3 separate regions of the Mus musculus genome follow, and all the other regions are linked to region 2. Evidence: chromatin loops called from intact Hi-C (ENCODE). Cell type or tissue: left cerebral cortex. All regions are shown on one strand.

Evidence for each region. Hi-C counts contacts between places; a loop is a spot of excess contacts. Peaks named below come from ENCODE experiments on the same cell type or tissue, not always from the same donor. Only the 100,000 strongest peaks of a DNase experiment are listed, where the experiment ranks them.
Region 1: a loop joins it to region 2, with 3.0 times the contacts of the local background. A loop is called at or near these places in 9 of 42 quality-filtered maps.
Region 3: it touches region 2 in a loop (2.5-fold over the local background); 4 of 42 quality-filtered maps call a loop at or near these places.

Annotation. Positions count from the first base shown.
Region 1 is chr7:30,648,526-30,653,525 of GRCm38, forward strand. Rbm42 (RNA binding motif protein 42) reads right to left here and starts at 1,703. Exons shown (of 10, transcript NM_133693.2): 1 at 1,413-1,703; 2 at 1,059-1,194. The coding sequence starts at 1,552. In left cerebral cortex, a CTCF peak has its summit at 2,201 (motif pointing right); DNase peaks (open chromatin) are centred at 1,727 and 2,539; H3K4me3 peaks cover 1,561 bases; H3K27ac peaks cover 785 bases.
Region 2 is chr7:30,726,886-30,731,885 of GRCm38, forward strand. Tmem147 (transmembrane protein 147) reads right to left here and starts at 2,649. Exons shown (of 7, transcript NM_027215.2): 1 at 2,459-2,649; 2 at 2,317-2,386; 3 at 1,772-1,831; 4 at 1,547-1,683; 5 at 1,320-1,404; 6 at 1,102-1,223; 7 at 816-1,018. The coding sequence starts at 2,535. The coding sequence ends at 895. Gapdhs (glyceraldehyde-3-phosphate dehydrogenase, spermatogenic) reads right to left here. Exons shown (of 11, transcript NM_008085.2): 10 at 3,450-3,547; 11 at 2,894-3,074. The coding sequence ends at 3,002. In left cerebral cortex, CTCF peaks have their summits at 2,056 and 2,915; DNase peaks (open chromatin) are centred at 2,696, 3,398 and 3,725; H3K4me3 peaks cover 2,307 bases; H3K27ac peaks cover 972 bases.
Region 3 is chr7:30,857,191-30,862,190 of GRCm38, forward strand. Ffar1 (free fatty acid receptor 1) reads right to left here and starts at 4,280. Exons shown (of 1, transcript NM_194057.3): 1 at 3,378-4,280. The coding sequence starts at 4,280. The coding sequence ends at 3,378. In left cerebral cortex, CTCF peaks have their summits at 2,266 (motif pointing left) and 2,974 (motif pointing left); DNase peaks (open chromatin) are centred at 2,260 and 2,968.

The sequences.
Region 1 (5,000 bases), 78 kb before region 2:
CCCTTTTGTTTGCTCCTCTCTAGCCACTGACCTCTCTGCTGTTGCATGAACAAGACAATGCTGTCTCAGTCTTTGCATGGACAACTTTTTGCCTGGGATAACATCACTCCAGACATCTGCATGGTTCAGTCATCTCATTTATATCTTTGCTTTACTAATACCAGATCAAAAAGGCCTTCCCTGACTGCTAATAAAACTCTTACCACTTTGTAAGGTCAAAGAAACAACGGGAACTTTTCTGTTTTGTTTTCTCCTATACACCCCTTGCTTAGAACAGTGCCTAGTGCTGAGAAGGCACAAGAGTGCCTTTGATCTTTTTTGTTCCCTCCACAATGCAAGGGATTGAACCCACGGCTTTGACATGCCAGGCATGAGATTATTACTAAGCTGCATCCCAGCCCACCTAATAACTGTGAACAGAATAAACACGTTTTCTCTGCTGGTGTTCCTCTAAATAGTTCCCCCCTGTTTCCTTCTTTCCTCGGCTTCTTTCTTACAGCTGACTATTAAGCACCTGGAATATTATCCATGAGTCTTGGGAATGACAACACAGATATACATTTTAATATTGTTTTGGTTTTTTTGTGGTGGTAGTGGGCTTAGAAAATAGGACTCTGCCAGGCTAAGTGCTCTACCACTGAACTACACCCCAAATCTGTGAATAAAAACTTTCAAGAGATTTTTTTTTTTGTTTGTTTTTCGAGACAGGGTTTCTCTGTATAGCCCTGGCTGTCCTGGAACTCACTCTGTAGACCAGACTGGCCTCGAACTCAGAAATCCACCTGCCTCTGCCTCCCGAGTGCTGGGATTAAAGGTGTGCGCCACCATGCCTGGCTCAAGAGATGTTTATATAGAATAATCTAACACTGCAGAAAGTTCTACCGGACAGGCACTGTAGAATATTAGTTTCCAATGGATTAAATATACTGTCTTGCATCCTGAGTCCCTGGCACTTAAGTGGTCATGCCAGCCAAAACATCAATCGCTGTCCATAGATAAGCCCTTATTGGGACCAAACCATTCTGTTCTCCCGACTCAAGCTGTAGCTCTCACCTTACCTGTTGGTATGTGTTGGTGGCGATAATTGGGCGGATCACAGGAGCTGGGGGGACCTGCATCGCTTCTACCGTGGGCACCGCAGGCACAGCAGTTGGGATTCCGGTCACCGGAGCTCCCAATACTTCTTGCTCAAACCTGGGGGAGCGGGACAGATACCATAGGTCAGGTCTCACCAAGCCTGAGGTGCTGGGTACTTCTCCACCGCGCCTTCATCCCAGCTAATGCCTCCCCGCATCCCTCGGGTCCCACGGCCCCTTATGGAACCACATCTCAACCTTCTGAAGACCTGGAGGCTACAGGGTTAATTGGGTTTGCCCGGGAACAGCTTTTATTTCTCCTACTCAGGGCCTTACAGGGCCATCTCCGCCTCCATTTCTTTCAAGCGTTCCTCGCCGCTCTTGCCCGGGATGCCGACACCAGGCCCCGGGACCACCGGCCCTCCCGCCACCGGGAGTCCCGGAGCCGGCCCTGCTCCGGCCATCGCTGATGCCATAGCCTTCACCGCTCCTTCCAGCAGCCGCAGCGGGTTCTACGGTCGAGTCCCTGTCGTCTCAGGGTGGGAGCCGGCCGATGACGTATGGACTACCGCGACGGATGCGCTGCGTGAGGACGTAGTTTAAGAACAGGGGCTGAGACTTGGCCACACCCCCAGAGCGAGCAAAAGCCAATTAGAGTGTCGGAAAGTCAGGGCCCCGGAAGGGCCTCTAATCTGACAGACGCGGCTGTACGGATAGGCCCCGCCCTCGTAGAGAAAGGTGGGCGAATGAGAGCGAAGCAACGTCACTTTGACCCACCCCGCTGTGGAAGCCGGAACTTTGAGGAGGCACGGAAGTTCGGAGGTCCTTCCAGAAGTTTGTAAACACTGCAAAGCCAGGGTAGGAGTCTTTTGCACTCGGTGGACAGATACACTGCCAGGGGTCAGTTCATTATTCTTTTTTTGAATAAAATTTAATTTTACTGACTACCTCCATGGTTTTCTTTTTTTCATTTTGGGGTTTGGTTTGGTTTTGAGCCCAGGTATGGAACTTCCTAGGTTGACATAGGCTTTCAAGTGCTGGGATTATGGATACAGAACAAAATATTGGCTTTTAAAAAAGATTTATTTATTATTATATCTAACTACACTGTAGCTGTCAGACACACCAGAAGAGGGTGTCAGATCCCATTACAGATGGTTGTAAGCCACCATGTTGTTGCTGGGAATTGAACTCAGGACCTCTGGAAGAGCAGTCAGTGCTCTTAACTGCTGAGCCATCTCTCCAGCCCCCCAAATATTGGCTTTTATACTAGAGATATCTAGAGAGAAGTGTGGAGGTACATGTCTTTAATCCCATAATTTAGGAGATAGCCATGCAGATCTCTGGATTTAAGGTCAATCTACAGAGCAAGTTCCAGGACAGCCAAGCTTAGGCAATGAGGGAGGTGGAAAACAGAAAGCTGGTAATAGAATGGGGTTGGGGGTGGGGTGATGTTCCAGCATGTGGCTCTGGCTTTAGAGTGAAAAAGAGAAGAGACTACTGGGACAATTGATGCTGGTTAGCTGGAGCTAAGAAATTAGCGGTGATTAAGAAGAGACCAGCTGAGCCGGGTGTGGTGGCGCACGCCTTTAATCCCAGCACTCGGGAGGCAGAGGCAGGTGGATTTCTGAGTTCGAGGCCAGCCTGGTCTACAGAGTGAGTTCCAGGACAGCCAGGGCTACACAGAGAAACCCTGTCTTGGAAAAAAACAAACAAACAAACAAACAAAAGAGACCAGCATCTGGGGCTGTAGAGATGGCTCAGCGGTTAAGAGTACCAGATGCTCTTCCAGAGGACCTGGGTTCAATTCTCAGCAACCACATGGTGACTCCCAACCATCTGTAATGGGATCTAATGCCCTCTTCTGGTGTGTCTGAAGACAGTTTTTTTTTTTTTTTTTCTTTTGGTTTTTTGAGACAGGGTTTCTCTGTGTAGCCCTGGCTGTCCTGGAACTCACTTTGTAGACCAGGCTGGCCTCTGCCTCCCAAGTTCTGGGATTAAAGGCGTGCGCCACCACCACCCGGATCTGAAGACAGCTATTATGCACTCATACACATAAAATAAATAAATCATATATATATATGTACATATATATATAAAAGACCAGCATCAGTGAGGTGAAATCTTCTGGGAAGTATTTTTCTGAGGGCACAAAGAAGCTGTGTTCCAGAGACAGCCAAGGTTGTACCTCTTGTTGCAGCAGGACTTGGCTCAGCACCATGAAGAGAGCCTATGAATGAAGCCTAGTTGCAGTCAAAGACCCCAGTGTATTGGAGATGCCATTACTGTGAGATGATTATCAAGAATGGCAGTGGCAGTGGAGTGGAGTCAACCAGAGCCTAGAGTGCTACAGAGGGGAGAGCTGGAGATGTGACTCAAGCCTTTTGGAGGAGCCCAGATCATGTGTGGATCCCAGACACTGGAACAAGAAGCTGTAACACTGAAGTTGCGTTGGAGATCCCAAGACATTCAAGATGCCAGAGCTGTGGGATATATGCTGAGGAAAGCTGCTAACAGGGAGTGGATCCAACCCATGAGAAAGAAGTTTGTGGCAGTCAACAAAGATGAAAAAGGAATTGGGGATCTGCAGACTGCTTTGACATTAGCCATGGAAATGCAGCGTTTGGAGTTTGCCCAGCTGGTTTCCTGTCTTGCTTTGGGGATTACACTTAAGTGACTGGATAAATCTCAGAAGGGACTTTGAACTTTTAACATTGTTGGGACTGCTATAGACTATGGGGGCTTTTGAAGTTGGACTAACTGTGTTTTGCATTATGCTATGTTTAGGTATGGCCCCCATAGACTCATATGTTTGAACAAGCCTATGAGGACCTGGGAGTGGAATATGGTAGTATGAATAGTAGCACTATTAGGAGGCATGGCCTTGTTGGAGTAGGTGTGGCCTTGGAGTAGGTGTGTCACTGTGGGCTTTAAGACCCTTATCCTAGCTGCCAGGAAGCCAGTCTTCTAGCAGCTTTCAAATGAAGATCTAGAACTCTCAGCTCTACTTGCACCATGCCTGCCTGGGTGCTGCCATGCTCCCACTTTGATGATAATGGACCGAACCTCTGAATCTGTAAGCCAGTCCAATTAAACATTGTCCTTATAAGAGCTGCCTTGGTCACCGTGTCTGTTCACAGCAGTAAAACCCTGAGACATACTCCTGGGACAAACTACAAATAGCTCCGATTTAAACATAAAAAATAAAAACTGTACAAATTTTAAGACCAATGTTGGAGTCTGAAACAGCCCACGCAGGTTCATGTTTGGACACTTGGTCCCCAAATGGTGGTGCTGTTTTGTGAGGTACGTGAGCCTTTGCGACGTGGTGTCTGGCTGGGAGGGAGTTGCTGGCAGCCAGTCCTGAACACTGTATTTATTTTGGTTTCTACTCCGTATCTTCAGATATAGTCCAGATGCGGATATGAAAAAGCAACACCTTCCGCTCCTACCACCACAGAGCTACTGTGCCTTCCCTGCCAGGACACACTGTAGTCTCTAAATGTGAGCAAAAATAAACCTCTCATATGTTGCTTTCATTATTTTGTTGAAGCTTTTGAAAAGGAATCAAGGCGATCTCGTAATACAAACACTTAAGTAGGGGTGGTGGAGGCAGAAAGCTCATGAGTTGAAGGCCAGCCTGGGCTCCAGTCACAGACTAAGAAAACAGAACCTTAGAGGACACTGCCATCTCTTGACCTGCCCCTACACAGGACTCTATTCTGGCAAGGCACTGTGCTACTGTGCTCCCTGATCACCTTGCCAGCAAAGCTCTGCTCGCAAAGTCTCCCTCCCACATCCTTACCCTGCTTAATGTACCCATGGCAATTAAGTTCCGCTGTACTTAAGTCATCCTCCGTGCCAGCTGGCTACCTCACTCTCCTAGGCCACTAGTTCCCTGAAGGCAGGGGCTTTGGTCCATTG
Region 2 (5,000 bases):
TGAGAAGTGCCCTAAGACAGTAGGCTTTCCATCAAGGTCTTGGATCTGACACATCCTTCTCAGGGAGTGGATAGGGCAAAAGCCTAGCCTAGTGGAACAAAGAAGGGCACAACCACAGTGGTGGAGTAAGCATCCAGGACAGTATCTAAGTTGGTAGGCTCAACTACAGCTATTTGACTAGCTGACCTAGAATCTCCCATCCCCCAACCCCCACACACATACTGAGAGACTTAGGCCAGGATTTAATCTGAAGGCTGCAAGACTAGTTGAAGCATGCAGAAGCTCAGAACCGAGGAACTCTTCCGAGTGGCCTTGTGGCTTGAACGATGGCAGGAATTTGACTAGGGAAATCGTTCAGAGGAGCAGCTCCAAATTATGAAGGGCAAATGGCACAGCCTACTGTCACCTTCACTAGGAAACTCCACAGAGAGTTGCAAGTGGAAGACGGTGACCTAAGTAGTAGACAAGTTTTATATGAAGCCCCCTAGCTGTTACATGGTGGATGGACTAGAGTGGAGAAATGGGGGGTTGCAAAGTTGGAGGTAACCAGTTTTGGGAAGACTCACCATGGAAGAGGGCTCAAACCAAGCTGTAAGTTGAGGAAGAATGCCCCTCTACCCCAAAGCCCCCTCCTGAACTCTAGTGTGTTCATTCCTTAGCTTGTTCAATGATTACCAAGCCCCCAGGTTCTCATGGGGAAACCAGGAAGACTGGCCAACATTCCAGCTTATTTATCTGGTTCTGAAGCCAGACAGACTCTGTGAGACCTAAGTCCGAGGATTCGGTTTCTGAGAGAGAGAGATGGACATAACAAAAACCTTTCCAAACACTGTTTACTTCACTGAAATCTGGAGAGAGGAAATGAAAAGGTTCGCCAACACCTGAGATGTCAAGCTAGGAGTGTACATTGACAACAGCAACATACAGGGCCAAGGTGCTGAGGGCCAGCAGTCCTGTTACTACTGCCCGGGCGAGCAGTGCTGTCCAACTACCCAAGGAGAAGAGGTGGACGAAGGTCCTGTGGGGAAACATCACAATGAGGAAAAGGAGAGAGAAAACACACCCCCATTTGAACCCAGCCTCATACCCCACCCAGCTCACTCCATGACAAAGGCCTTGTAGACACTAAGGAACATCAGGAGGAGAACAGCAGGCCGGAAGGTGTGGTACAGGTCATAGCGTGTTATCATCCAGACCTGAGCTGATGCAACGATGTAGTGGACCTGCAGGGAGGCAGGAAGGGACTGGGAAGTTGGAGCCAAGTTTTTGGGAGAAGTATGGCTAACAACATAAAGGTAGGCTAGGGCTAGACTGCATACCAGACTGATGTTGGAGTCAATGCTCATCTGGATATATTTCCAGTCAAATTCAATGCCTCGGGCTCCCACCCAGAGGGGGATGCATCTGAGGAAGGCAAAAGGAGGCAGTCTCTAGTACCCAGACTCCCCCACCCCCAGCACCCAGCCTCTGATCACCTCCCCTCAGCACCCCTGTGGGACCCAGCTGTCCATTCCCGGAAGTCTGGGCTCCAGTTTGCTCCACACACCGGGACATAATGAGTTCAGCAGTGGCCCAGCCCAGGGCAGCAACCATAATCTTGTACTCCCCCTTGCCTGCATTCCGAGACATGACAAGGTTTAGGCCTATCAGGTCTGCCACATCCACACTGGCCTTCATGAATTCCTGTGGGTCAGGTAGAGGCTCGAGTAAACACGGGGACCAGGTGAACCGACTCCTGCACTCTTCCTTGCCCTTCCCTTGTTCAACTTACCCCAATGAAGTCATAGATGCCACCTTCCCAGGTGGGGAAGAAAGTGGCCAAGAACAACATCTGAGATCAGAAAGTAGAAAGGTCACTGGAAGGTGAGGGAGATTAAAAACCGAAACAAACAAACAAAAAACTATGTGGATACTGTGGAAAGTAAGTGTGCAAGTAGAGGATATGACGCTGGGTTCTAGGGGTCATTCTAGGTGTAAGTGGCAAGATCACGTGATCTTGGGAGATAGAGGGCAAGTGGCCTGGTTTCTAAAAGTCTAGAAGTTCACGGGGGAATCTGATGTCTAAAAATGCCTAGGCAGCACCCTGCGACACCCTGTGGGTGAAATATCGCACTAAGAGGTTTTCTCATTTTACAACAGTTGTAAGAAAAAGTTGCATCAGGGCCTTTCTGGCCTTGCATCCCTTCTAAGGTATTCGGGCATAGTCCCTAAGCGTTGTCTCGAGGGTGGTCCTATGGAAGGTGACAGCTGCAGAGTCAGGCCCCTGAGATCTGGAATGCCTGGAGGCCAGACACGTGGAGTCCGGGAGTCCCTCACCTTGCATAGCTGCACAAAGAGGTAGGTGACCCCGGCCTGGACGCATTTCCAGAAGGCGTTGTATTCAGACCTGAAGAAGCCGGCGGTGAGGGGTCGGCCCGGGTCCCGCACCCTCTCCACCCCGCGCCCGCCCTGCACTCACAGGCCGCTGCATTTGTACGTGATGAAATAGGGAAAGTAGGCGAGGGCGAAGCAGTTCCCGAAGTGGAACAGGGTCATGACGCCAGCCGCCCGGTCCCGCAAATGCGGGACTCGCCAGGCGCAGCGTCTCCTCTAGTCGGCCTCGCCGGCACCGGGGCCTGGCGCCCACCTGCTTTGCCGTGGCCCGCGCGCGGCCTTATGGGAACTGTAGTCCGGCCTGGTACGTCGCGTGCAGTGACGTCAGAGCGCCCAGCTCCGGCTGTGTTGCAGGGACTTCCAGAGCCTTGCTTACACCGTTGAAGACCTTGTGTTCAGACAGCGCTTTCCCTCTCCCACTCGGCTCGGAGCCAAGCGCCACCTCTTCTCGCTCATCCGAGAACTTTGAACCCCGCCCTGAACGCAAGGTGATCGGCGCAGAGACAAGAGGGCAAAGCTGTGCGCATTCTCGTTTTTATTTCATTGTTGACCCGGTGGCGGCGCCTTTGAGTGGAAGCCGAAGTCAGGAACGCGAGGTGCGCAGGGGAGCAAGGAGGGGCCTTTTGTGTTACTTCTCTCGGCTAAACATGTAGCGGAGGAGGTCGACCACTCGGTTACTGTAGCCATATTCGTTGTCGTACCTGAGGAGGCGAGGAAGGAGGCGTCAGTGTGTGTGTGTGTGTGTGTATACGTGTACGCACTCGCGCGCTCGCCCTCTTGTCAGCCTCCCCCACTATCCTCTGGCATCTATCCCCTTTACCAGGCGTGTGTGTGTGTGTGTGTGTGTGTGTGTGTGTGTGTGTGTGTGTGTGTGTGTGTGTACGTGTACGCACTCGCGCGCTCGCCCTCTTGTCAGCCTCCCCCACTATCCTCTGGCATCTTTCCCCTTTACCAGGCGTGTGTGTGTGTGTGTGTGTGTGTGTGTGTGTGTGTGTGTGTGTGTGTACGTGTACGCACTCGCGCGCTCGCCCTCTTGTCAGCCTCCCCCACTATCCTCTGGCATCTTTCCCCTTTACCAGGCAACAAGCTTCACGAAGTTGTCATTGAGGGCAATTCCAGCCTTAGCATCAAAGATGGAAGAATGGGGATTGCCGTTAAAGTCCGTGGAGACCACCTGCGTGACAATTTCAAAGATAAATGTAGTCGAGCAAAGATCTCCAGGAACCCAGACTCTCAAACCACATTGTCAGTCACTCATCTGGTATACTGGACAGAGACCTTTTGTGTTGGTGACAGAATGTGATCAAGGCAGGTGGAACCTTTGTCTCAGGGACACAGCAGGGGAGCTCAGTGGATAAAAGTGCTTGTCACATAAGCGTGAGCTTTCTGTGTTTGGATCCGCAGAATCCATATAGAGGCTGGGCGGTTGATGGACACTTATAGGCCCAGCAGTCCAGCTCCAGACTGAGGCTCCTTGGAACAAGATGACTAGCTAGATTAGTTAGTTGTCAAGCTACCTTACATCTTGCCTCGGTAACAAGTGGAGTGCAATGGAGGAAGACATGTTTATCACCTGTACCTGGTGTACCGGTACATGTGCCCCGTGCATCTGCATGTACCCACACGGGGGAAGAGGATACAGATCACAATACCCTAATGAGGTTGCATTAAACGTTACATGAAGCGATGACTGGCACGAGGCTGGGTCTTGGGAGCAGAGGGAAGGAGCTACAGACACAGATCTTGGGGGCTGTAGCCCTTAGGAACACAGGGGGTTGGGGGTGGGTTGGCATTGGGGCTGATTTGATCTGACCCATTCAAATGACATCTTGGCATTTGAGAGTGGACCTGTAAAAGCCAAATGCCAGGGAACTTCACTAAGGTGGAGGTGACTTTTTTTTTTTTTTTTTTTTTTTTGATACAGGGTTTGCTATATAGCTCTGGAACTCACTATATAGAGGGCTGCCCTCACATTCATAGAAGTCTACTGCTTCTATCACCTGAGTGCCTGTGCCTCCACACCTAAGATAGTCTGTTCAGTAAAGGTGTCTGACCTGGCCTGGCCCCTGGGTGTGAATCCAGAAAATGAGAACTGCTGTCTTTTGTTCAGGAGTGTATTAAGAGCCTTCTGGGGCCGGAGAGATGGCTCAGTGGTTAAGAGCACTGAGTGCTCATCCAGAGGTCCCGAGTTCAATTCCCATCAACCACACAGTGGCTCACAACCATCTGTAATGGGGTCTGATGCCCTCTCTTCTGGTGTGTCTGAACAGAGCAATGGTGAATATATAAAATTATTAGCGAAAGCTCCATTTTAGCTCTTAGTTCGCTGTTTTCTTGGACAGTATGTGCTATGGGTTACACAAGTGACTTCCAGTCACCATGGTGCAGAAAAGCAGCATCGTTAGATCAAAGAAACATCTGGTCAAGACACCGAGGCAGGAAGGCCCACTTTCCCAGGCTTGCAGGGAAAGCTGTGTTTGAGATAGGGTCTCATTGTGTAGTCCTGGCTGGCCTGCAACTCCTTGGGTGTGAAACACCTGGACAGCTGGTCTGCAGCTTGGCCCATGCAGAATAGCTTCCTGGTGAGTGGGATTTCCCAAGTCCCTCCCCAGAGCACCCCCCCAAGG
Region 3 (5,000 bases), 130 kb after region 2:
TATGGAACAGAGCACCAAACCAACAAGCGCACACCAGAATGGCTGTCAGCAGAACACTAGTCGGAACCAAGTTCCGGCAAAGATGGAGGGACAGCGCAGTGTTTGTTGATGGCTGAGGGGAACGCACCATGGGATAGCACTTTGGAAATCAATTCGGTTCAACTAAAAAGTTGAACATACATTTACACAATACCAATAATTCTGCTATGAATATTTATTGAAGAGGCTTGAACACGCGCACATTCTCAAACACTGGCTCATGCGTCATCCTCATCCCAGACCTAGTGACCTTGGCTCACAGGCGGAAATGACCCCTCAACAGACAGATGCATCGGGATAATGGCATAATCAGGGGTGAACTACCCAAGCACACCACATGGATGAACCCTAAAATGTGTGCTAAGTGAAGCAAGCTAGGCATAGCAGGCTCTGTCTCACACAGTTTCATTTGCATGAAATGTCCAGAATAGGAAAATATTTTAAAACAGAAAGTAGATTAGTAATTGGGAGATAGAGAGATAATGGTGTAAGAAACAGAAGGGATTTTTCTGGGGCTGTGAAAATAGAGTACATATTTGCAAATTTATTTTTAAAGATTGGTTGTATACTTAGCATGGATAAATTTCCTGACGTTGTTAAAGGTGCTACTGTGAGCCAAGCAGTCTTTATTGCTTTGGGGCTTGCATTAAGTGAATGACTAAATAATAAAGATGTAGATGCTAAAAGGAGGCTCTGTCTCCTGGGGGAGTTGGATATCAAGAGATCTAGTTGGAAGTGGGTTGGCTCCACTCAGCAGAGGAAGCCTGAGTGAATCACTCTGCTCTCATGGGCCCCAGGAAGGAAGTGGATTGTCCCCCAAGTGGGAGGAAGGCCAGGTAACTGGGGGCAGTGGCTCCACCCCAGCAGGTGCCCCAACCTTTTACCAAGAGTCTCTGGTGCCCTCACTGCCCAGGGGCCATGTCTATTACTTCTGGCTTTCATGGTGAATGCAAACATGAACTTAAAGAAGGAGGACATGACTACTCTAAAGGAGGAAGAAGATTTTTACTGTAGATAAAAGGGAGAAAGCAGACAGAGGGAAGAGAGAGTCCAGGCTGACGGTGGCCAGCGGACTAAACTGGACAGTGAGAGGAGAGAGCGGGAGGGGAGCAAGAGAAGAGCCCCTGTCAAAGAGGATCCAGTCAAGAGGCCAAAAGACTGGTGTAGCCAGGTGGCTGAGCTATATAGGGATCAGGCTAGGGGAAGGGAAGCCCAGGCCCTGGGAGGTTAGGGTAGGGGCAGGCCGAGAAGTGCTAGAGGAGTCACAGGTACAGAGGGATGCTGGGAGAGCTGGCCAGCATCTGCCTTGATATGTTAAATAGTCACCCCAGCCATTACTACAGTCCTGCTCTCTACAGAATACCAAATAAGCAACACAGAACTGCTGAGCACCTACTACATGCTGATTGCAGAATGCCTACTATGTGTTGCTCTGTTTCCTAAGTGCTGTGGATCTACTGCTCAAAAACCCTACATTCAAATGAATTTAAAGCCTCAAAGAGGTCGTTTTTTTTTTCCTTCTTTCTTTCTTTCTTTCTTTCTTTCTTTCTTTCTTTCTTTCTTTCTTTCTTTCTTTCTTTCTTGTGTTGTTTTGTTTTGTTTTGTTTTGTTTTTGTTTTTGAGACAGGGTCTCACTATGTAGTCCTGGCTGTCCTAGAACTCACCAAGTAGACCAGGATGGCTTTGACCTCACAGAGGTCCACTTGCCCAAAGGAATAATTTGTATGAACCAGTTCAGGTGCTCTGGCTACTCTTCTGTTAATCATCATTAAAGGCTTTATTCTCATGAGAAGAACAAACTTGATTCTGATACCTGGCCTCCCCGGAGATGCCCAAGTGTCTGTCTCCTTCATGGCCACTCTCCTCTGGCCTCCCTTTCATGGGCTGGGGTGTGCTTCTCCTCCTTCTCCAAATGATGACCAATATAGCTGACACCACTAGTTTTTCTACATGTCCATTAAGCCTTAGGGGTCCTACTTGGAAGAACCACATTCCAGCTCATCTATGCTATAGGACATCAAGAAAGCTTCCTACCATCTCCAAAACGAAGGTGGTCAGCACCATAGCTAATTCACACTGTATTTGGGGGAAGGCATCCCTTGTCTGGGAGTACTGCTTTGCACCCCAGAGCAGTTAGCTGAAGGAGTGTGTGGTGTCAGCTCAAATCTGAAAAGATGCTCCCTGGACAAGCAAACATGCTACAGAATGGCATGGGTGTTGGCTCCCCCTGCTGGGCACTGAGTCTGGCTCACAACCTGCCCATTTGGGCACCTGGCTGAAATCAACAGTTTTAGTGAGATGGGGGGACTGTGTCCTGTGCCAACAGTCTCAGGTTGTCTGGATGCTGAGGCAGAAGAATCACTTGGGCTCAGGAGTTCAAGACCACACCTAAACTCTTGTCTGCTAGAACAAATGTGTATGGTGCACATGTGTGTGTGTGTGTGTGTGTGTGTGTGTGTGTGTGTGTGTGTGTGTGGTATGTATGGAGTGGTGGTGGTGAAGTACCTGGATAAAGATCAGGGCTGCTGAATAAAGAATAAAGTCAGTGGCTGCATTGAGCACTTGCCTAGGGCTCTGGACTCTATCTCCAATAACACACACACACACACACACACACACACACACACACACACACACACACACACGCACGAAGAGGGAGGGGTGCTACACAGAAGGGTTGTTTGACGATGAAATGAGACACCCTGAAGGATGAGACTCTGAGTGGTACCGGCAACTACCTACTCCTCTCCGCAGTTGCCTCTGATGGAGCTCAGGCCGGCAAAGCCCTTTCTTTCCCTGTTTCAAGCCAGTTCCTCCTACCACCCCCGCCCCCTCCTCCCACCTCCACCCCACCCCCTATCCCCGGTTCGCTGAAGCTGAACGTTCAGTGCTGTCCCCTAGTGGATTCAGCGTGGTATGGCAGGGCCATGATGCTGCCTCTTTTCTTCAGACATGAAAATGTTCTTATCTCAGGGAAACACTCCAAAACTGGGTCATGATGGTGGTATTCCTCCAGATCAGAACTGAGCTTCCCGTCACCCCCAGGAGAGGACTGCGCACCGCCTACGGCAGGCAGTTAGGACAATACAGGCCAGAAGCAGTTGGGAGCAGGCTGAGGTGTGTAAGGCAGACGTACTGTCTCTTGTTGTCCAGCACTTGCCCTCCACTTTCTTCGTACAAGGACGCTGTCCTCTCCAGGTGGAACCCTTCCCATGAGTGGTTTCTGCGATGGCTTTGGGCCAGGCCTCCTGAGTTGTGGTGGATCTGCCCTCTTGGGAGCCTGGCAGAGTCAGAGTCATCCAATTCCACGCAGTGCCCCTTGCCCCCAGAGGTGGCTGCTACTTCTGAATTGTTCCTCTTTGAGTCCTCGTCACACATATTGTTCCCCGTCCAGGACCTGTTCCCAAGTAGCCAGTGACCAGTGGGTTGAGTACCACACTCCAGGCCCCTGTGATGAGTCCTAACTTCCTCCAGGAGCCTCCTAGGTCCGGGTTTATGAAACTAGCCACATTGGAGGCATTATAGGGCCCCAGGCAGAGCAGGAGTGTGAGGAGAGCGCCTCCGGCCACCCAAGCTGCCCTGAGCTTCCGTTTGTGGCTCAGGCCTGAGCGCACCAGGGCCCGGAGGCAGCCCACATAGCAGAAGGCAGTGATGACCAAGGGCAGAAAGAAGAGCAGAATGGAGAAACTGAGACGGGCAGGGCGGGCAGAGTCGGGATCCCAGGCTTCCAGGCAGACCGGGGAGCCATTCACGGGTATGTTGATGCCCAGGGAACTGGTACTGTTGTCCAGCCAGCTTCCGGAAGTCTCCAAGCCAAGGGCCAGCCCCAGGTGGCAGAGGACAAGGGCCCATATAGCCACACACACACCCCAGGAATAGCGGGGCCTCCGGATGGCTTGGTACCCGAAGGGGAAGGCAGCCCCCAGGTAGCGGCCAGCGCTGAGAGCAGCTAGGAAGCCTCCGCCTGCGTAGAGGGGAGCAAAGTGGGCCAAGGCAAAGACTGGGCAGAAGGGGAGCGGCAGGGGCCAGGCTCCAGAAGCCAGGGCCTCCACAGCCTTCAGGGGCAGAGTGATGGCCAGTAGGAGATCAGAGCAGCCCAGATGGAGAGTGTAGACCAAGCTGGGAGTGAGTCGCAGTTTAGCGTGGGACACTGCGCCTCGGATGGCTAACAAGTTCAATGGAAAGCCCAGCGCAAAGGCAGATACATAGAGAGCGAAGGAGAGCTGTGGGGGCAGGTCCATGAGGCCGAGTGGGTGCTGGTCGCCACTGTTCCTCCTGTTCACTGTACTCAGCTCATCTGCAGAGAAAAGAATGTCACAACTGGCGTTCCTCCTGCCCAGAGCACCAGAAGCCAGTCCTAGAGTCACTGAGGATGCCAAGGCCCACAGAAGGAAATGGCCGCCGGAGAGCAACCGAACTCGGGTCAGCATCAAGGATTCCAAGCTTTCAGTCCCCAGCTGCTCCTCCACAGTACCGCTCTTAGGATGAAGATAACGACTGGGTGTAACAGGAAGAGAAAGAAGGTTCCAGAACCAAGGCAACGATGTCTGATCCCAGAGACTCTGGGGAATAAGGAGCAGAGGGAAGTCAGAACCAGGCTGTATGGGGCGACAGAGACCCCGAGTTCACTGCTTGTCCCTTACTCTGTGACCAGAGTTTCTGTACCCCTTCAAAAGGAAAGAACCCTCACCAGAGAAATCAGGGGCTGCCTTGAGGGATGACTCGGCAGTTAGAGAGAGCTTGCTGCTCTTCCAGGAGACCTGAGTTCGGATCCTGGCACCCACATCAGTCACTCACAGTCACCATAACTGCACACACATATACAGTTGTTTTTGGTTTTAAGAGAGAAAGCCCGGAGTGGTGGTGCACACCTTTAATTTCAGCACTCAGAAGACAGAAACAAGAAGATGTCTGTGAGTTTGAGGCCAGCCTGGTCAACAGAGCAAGTTGTAGCCAGCTAG